Regions from separate parts of the Homo sapiens genome. Here region 1 is linked to region 2. The links are chromatin loops, found by intact Hi-C in ENCODE. Cell type or tissue: PC-9. All regions are shown on one strand. Each heading gives the region's core, and the rest is flanking DNA. Links, peaks and the distances in the headings are about the cores only. Region 1 overlaps NPR3 (natriuretic peptide receptor 3). Region 2 overlaps NPR3 (natriuretic peptide receptor 3).

Region 1 (2,912 bases), core at 165-2,664, 54 kb before region 2:
AGAGGGTCCCAGGGAGGTGAAGGGGTTGGAGGAGAGGGCGTCTGTAGCTCCTGCGTGCCCAGGTCCAACAGGTGCTGTCAAACACTTCGATGTTTTTTCTTCCCAGTTTCCACTTTGCCAGCGCCGGGCTGGTGATTAGGGGGCGCACTCCCAGTGCCTGGCTCCATCCAGGGTCTGAAGCATCCGAGGCGGAAAGAACTTGTTCCCCAGTCCTTTGCCAGCGTGCGCCCCCACTTAGTGCGGAAGCGTCCGCGGACGCCTCGCAGCGAGGCGTCGCCACTTAGCTCGCCCGCTCTTGGGGTTTCTCTGACTGTTGTTTCCACAGACCCCAGGTTTCTTTTAAAGGCTTGTTGACTCACTCTTCTCATTCCTTTCATTTCCCTTCCAGCCCCTTATAAACGAGCTTCTGTGGTTTCCACCAAAAATGCCCCTGTGTGTCTGAATTCTGGCGACACTCACTTCTCCCAGAGTGTTCTGCAACGCAGTTTCTAATGCGCCCAGAGCTAAGCTTTGCGGGAGTGCCTTTTGAAGAAACGAGCGCTGAACCTTCTTTCCACCTGTCCCCCAAGTTTTCTCCATGGGTCTTTGGGTGTTGGAATAAAACCCAAACTGGACAAAGAGCTCGAGGCTGAGGATGGTGGCTATGGCTTCGGGGAGCGGGGGGACGCGGACGTGTAATCGCCAGTGTGGCCCATTTTACGGTAGGGTAGAATCTGAGGGAAGGCGGACTGAGATGCCGGTATAGCGCCGATCCCTCCTCCCTCTAGTCAGGGATTAGGAGCACTGCGATGAGGGAATCCCGTCTCTGCTCCCCCTTGGCGCTCACGCGCCTGGAATGTGAGTGGTGCAATCCCGGCAAAGCTCCCCGAGACCCCAGTGCCACGCGGATGAGACCGAAGGGGAGCGGAGTTGAGCCAGGCGCCGGGCTAGTCCACAACTTGGCATGGCCGAGCACCTGGGCGCTGGTCGTAGGGGACAGCGCAACCTGAGGCCGAAGGCCCCAGGAACAGGTGAGAGTGGACAGAGAAGCCATCGATAATGGCGCTGCTGTCACCGCCTTGCCATCTTGGCCACCTCGGACTCACCCTTTAGAGCAAAGAGGCGAGAGGTGTTTGACAGTGGGAATGCATGGCCAAATTTTGAGCTCTGGAACTCCAGGCTGTCTGTGCCGAATTCCTACCAGCCAAGCAGGCGGGGCGCAGGCTTTGCCGATTATGAAAAAGGGCACGTGTGTCCAACGGCTGCGGACTTGCCACGCCTGCCACGCCTCGGCAAGGAACCCACATCTACACTCCCAAGTCCCAGTCGCCAGGTTACTGCAGCCTCCACGGGGGTGTCTGCGCCCCGGGCTGCTAAGGCTCCCGGAACCTGCTTCTCCAGTTCTCGGCTTTCGAGGGCTAGGCGCTAGAAGTCAGAGACTTCCCAAGGCCGGCTGGGACTGGGGGTGTGTCCCCCTATGGGCGAGATCCGCGGTTTGCTGACTCGTCCGTAATGTCACTACCCTGTAGATCCCAATGTCAGCGGCTGCCCCGGCGCACGTGGCCTGGGATACAAAACCAAGGGCATGTGTGAGACCAGAGGAGGGCAGATCGCGGCCCCGGGGCCCCTCGCCCTCACAGTGGTGGCTGAGGCCTGGGGCTGGGCGGACAGCAGTGCCCTGGTGGGCCTGGGGACTGGTGCGCCCCGGGCTTCTGAGGACTAGGGCTGCAGTCGGCTGTAAGAATTATTTTTTAATTCCAAAAGCCTCATAGACGTTCCGAAGTCTCTTTGCTTTTTTTTTTTTTTTCCAAGTTTGCATTGAGGGGTGAAAGTTTGCTTAACTGACCTGTATATTTTACAAGTGATAAGGTTAGGATTTTACAATTCTTACTCTAAAAAGTATTTCCAACAGTGACCTGGCAGATATTTAGAAATAGGAAACAAAACAGTTTCTCCTCTAATCGTCCTCCAATCGCCTCTAATCATCCTTCCACCCCGAAATTCCTTACACTCGAGAGAAAAAGTTACTTGATAACAAAGCTCTCTTAGGGGACCTTTTAAAAATACATTGAAGTAACACAGTTACTTTACCGTAAGCACTTAATGTATTAAATAGGGCTTCGGTACATGATTGCAGTGAAGTTTCTGGCTCAGTCACCGGCTGGGGGATCTTGGACTGCTATGAAACCTCTGTACCTCGAGCTCCTTAGGTAAAGTGGGGGTAGTCAGAGCACCCACGTCTTTGGGAAACTGTGAGGGTTACAGAAGCTAACCCAGGAATGCCTGGGAGCACTGCCAGAAGAATATGAAGTGCTCAATAAATGTGCGGTTTCATTGTAGTTATTATTTTATATATGATGATAATCACCTTTACCCCAAGGGTGAGGCCATGCCATGGGAAAGAACCCTGGGCTGAGATGCAGATGCCTCTGGATTTGGCTGGCCTCCTTATGTGAGTTTTCTTCTCTGTGAAACAATGTGTGGGGTGAGAATCAGGCCTCTTCAAACTGATATTCTCACCCAAGTGTGAAAATGCAACTGACAGTATTTTTGCTTTTGAAAATTCCCTATTAAGTATTATGAATTAAAGTAGAGAGAGTTCCTCCCTCTTTTGGTGAGAACATTGGTATTACTTTTTTTTTGGACTTAAGTTTCTCTTTAAAACCAAATCACAAATGTTTGAACAAGTAAAAAACTGACCGTGCCAGCATCTCAAATAATAATGCGACTAAAATTTCACATGGCATACTGTAGAAAGAAAAACAGGGGCATCAATTATTCCTTCATTTTAAGGATTTACCATCTAAGTCAATAATTTAAAATCTTTTTTTTTCCTGTCATGTCTTTCGCTAATGCCACTAAAATAAACAGACCTGAGCCTATATTATTTTTAAAAACAATTATCTTTATTTAAAATAGATTCACTTACACAG
Region 2 (2,912 bases), core at 151-2,650:
TGTTGTCTTACGTACTGTTTTGTCCTTTCTCTTCCATCTTCTGCCCTCTCATTCCCTCTCCAGGTGCAGTTTCTGTTCCTCCCTCACCCTGATGATGGGTTGGAGGTCAACTCAGTCACAGCAACTGAAGGACATTGTCAGTCTTAGTCTTGTGTCATTTGTCTCTCACAGCATACATGCTCACTTGTAGAGCCACCCAAGTATTGGCCAATTAAAAACACAAACTGGAGCACAAAACTGTTTTATCATATTTGCTGGCTGAACAAATGTGTCAATAGGATAAATGTTATAACTGGGCAAGCCAGCTTTAGACTCTTAAAAACTTGCCCACTCAACGTTTTCTTGAGTTTTGACCCCATCCACTGACCAAGATCTCTTTTTCCTGTTCGGAGGTTGGTCAGACTCTCTGTCATAGGATAATAACAGTACCCATCTATGAATGTTTTGTAAGGTGCAACAGAACTCAAGCTATGTTTACATAACTCCTAGCATATAGTAGGTGTTCAATAAAAGTTGGCTATTACAATTATTGCCCAGCAGTGAAGAGAACTGCTTGACTTTGTTTAATTTAGCATTTTGTAAACCTGCTTAACCAAAATACTTCTATTTCTAGAACCATTCATTAACATTTCAAGGAAGGCTACTGTTCTGTGGAATACAGCTTGGGAAACTCTAAATTAAGAATTGGACAAAATTAAACTGTTGGAGTTGGGGTTCTGGATCTTAGCTTAGTCCTCACCACACCTTGAAATTGCTTAAATAAAAACAGGGAAGTTTCATTTTAGGGTATAAAGCAGAAATGAAAAAAAAAAGCCATCCATATAAAAACCTGTATTTTTGTTCATCTCTTCTTTGTAAACACATCTCTAGGTGACTCAAAAAGTTCAAGGGAAGCTGTCCGAAGTTCTCAGGACAAGTTTAAGAGGGTATCATGAAGTCAGAGAAATTAGAATTACATGCTCCTTCTGATTTTGGACGATCAGAAGTAATGAGGCCAGAAATTGGGCCCCTCCTCTTTCCCTGCCTCCACCTCCGTTTGACCTGATCACCCCTCTTCCTGTTTGTATTGCTGCCCGGCACAGTTGCAGGGTGAGTGGGATGCCTGCTCCTGATCCTGCTCCTCTTCCCGCCCTTCTCCTGTTGGGTTTTGGTTTATGCCTTTGCCTACCTCAACTTCGTGCCTTGACAGGACACAGACCTCAGGGAAGAGAGGCCTGCATGTGTCCCGAGCAGTCTTGTGGGGGTTGGGTCACCAGCCTTTCAGAGGCATGTCTGGCTGGCACTGGTGAATCATCAGGGCCTAGGACAAACATCACTCACTTGGTCATCTGAAGGCCAGGAACGATTGTGTCATTATGTATGTGCATTTCTCAACTAAGCCTTCAAGAGGGTGATGGGACGAGAAGCATCTGTATATGACGCATGTGTGACACATCCAAAGGGCAAATATATCATATGACCATATTCCCTGCATGAGCCTTGGGAGAATTTTCAAAAGTCATTCTCACTTACTTGTGCTCCATACCCACCAATTCCAAAAACTGATGCCTACAGAGATCTCCTTGTTGCTTCCCATGAACAAGACCAGCTTTCCTTGCTGAGGTGTGCTTATGCCTCTGGATTCCGTGTGCCAGCTGTGTGACCCTCTGTTGTCCCTGTCATTACAGGAGGTGAATGAGGGCCCTAACTCTACCTAATGATCTTCCTAAGACTGCTTTTGTTTAATGATCCAGTCTGTTCTAGGTCATGAGAGAGAAAACAGTCTGCAGGCAGCCACACCTCAGGAAGGTCCAAGTTAATTTGCCAGCCCAGTGCATTGCTACCAGTTCAGAGCTGAGTCCACGATGGGGACAGTTATTTGGAAAACTTAGGTCAGATCCCACCCTAAGTAAGTTCTAACTTCAGTCGGGGGAGCAAGAAGTATGCCAGAGGGTTCAGAGATGCTTCCACTATGCACAGAGTTGTAGATGAAGACCCCAGCTCTCTCCCTGTGGTGCTTCCTGTCAGTCACCTGCCCTTTGCATTTTCCCAGAGTTCCACTGGGATAAAGGCGCAGATTTTCAGCTTAACTTTCCTCAAGGCTAAAATACGTCATCAAGTGACCAAGTGAGAATTCCATGAAGACAGGCCCACTATAGAACAGGAATTGGGGTCTCTGTCAGTAAGAAAGAGACCTCCCTCTGTTTGGTGCTGAGGAGGCTGTGAGGCTACTTGGTTTATGGCAGTTGCTGCTGTGACCCTAAATTGTACACTTATTTTAATGATTTAAAAGGAAATTGAACAAAAATCGATATTCTATTTTTAAAGTCTAGGTACTGTATTATATTTGTAAAGTGTTCATCAAATGCAGAATGTCCTTTAACCCTCGTGCTATGCACACAGCACTCCCAGACTACTTCCTTCTGCTATCTACCACCTCCAGTGGTCCAGGAGGGCTGGACCAGTTTCAATTCAGGTCAGAGAAGGTGGTCCAGCCATTGTTCACTATGATGAGGGACAAGCCTATGATGGGCCCATCTCTTCTCTTACCTACTTTCCATCCAAATTTCCCTTTCTCTCATCTCCCCTTCAACCAAAATGGGTGGTTAGAAGGCATGTCTTTTGCAAGAGAGTCTTGAGAAATGCTGCCTGGCACCCTTAGTTTCCCTCCTTTGCACTGGGAACCACTGGTCTGTGGTAGGGAAGGTAGAACTACTGTGTGCTATGCTTGTGTTCCCGTGAACACCAAAGGCAAAGCTCCAGGACAGCCTAGCTAAGCATTGAACTCGGTCACTTTCTTCCAGCAGCCTCTATCTGAGAGCTTGACAGGATTTGTCAGTTATCCAGCAACCCCAAGAGCTAGACCACTCTCACTTTACAGAACAGCTGAGGCCGGCAGCGTTCTATGCTGACTTGTTTGGAACACAGGCATT

Evidence for each region. Peaks named below come from ENCODE experiments on the same cell type or tissue, not always from the same donor. Only the 100,000 strongest peaks of a DNase experiment are listed, where the experiment ranks them.
Region 1: a loop joins it to region 2, with 4 times the contacts of the local background. A loop is called at or near these places in 7 of 110 quality-filtered maps.

What each region holds. Positions count from the first base shown.
Region 1 is chr5:32,712,735-32,715,646 of GRCh38, forward strand. The region is part of intron 1 of NPR3 (natriuretic peptide receptor 3); the gene reads left to right. Among named protein-coding and RNA genes, the nearest start is that of NPR3, 2.9 kb to the left of the region's middle. In PC-9, for the core only: no CTCF peak of the experiment used is centred there; a DNase peak (open chromatin) is centred at 1,357; H3K4me3 peaks cover 872 bases.
Region 2 is chr5:32,766,947-32,769,858 of GRCh38, forward strand. The region is part of intron 3 of NPR3 (natriuretic peptide receptor 3); the gene reads left to right. Among named protein-coding and RNA genes, the nearest start is that of NPR3, 57 kb to the left of the region's middle. RefSeq lists an enhancer at 776-1,975. In PC-9, for the core only: no CTCF peak of the experiment used is centred there; a DNase peak (open chromatin) is centred at 1,355; H3K4me3 peaks cover 291 bases; H3K27ac peaks cover 1,648 bases.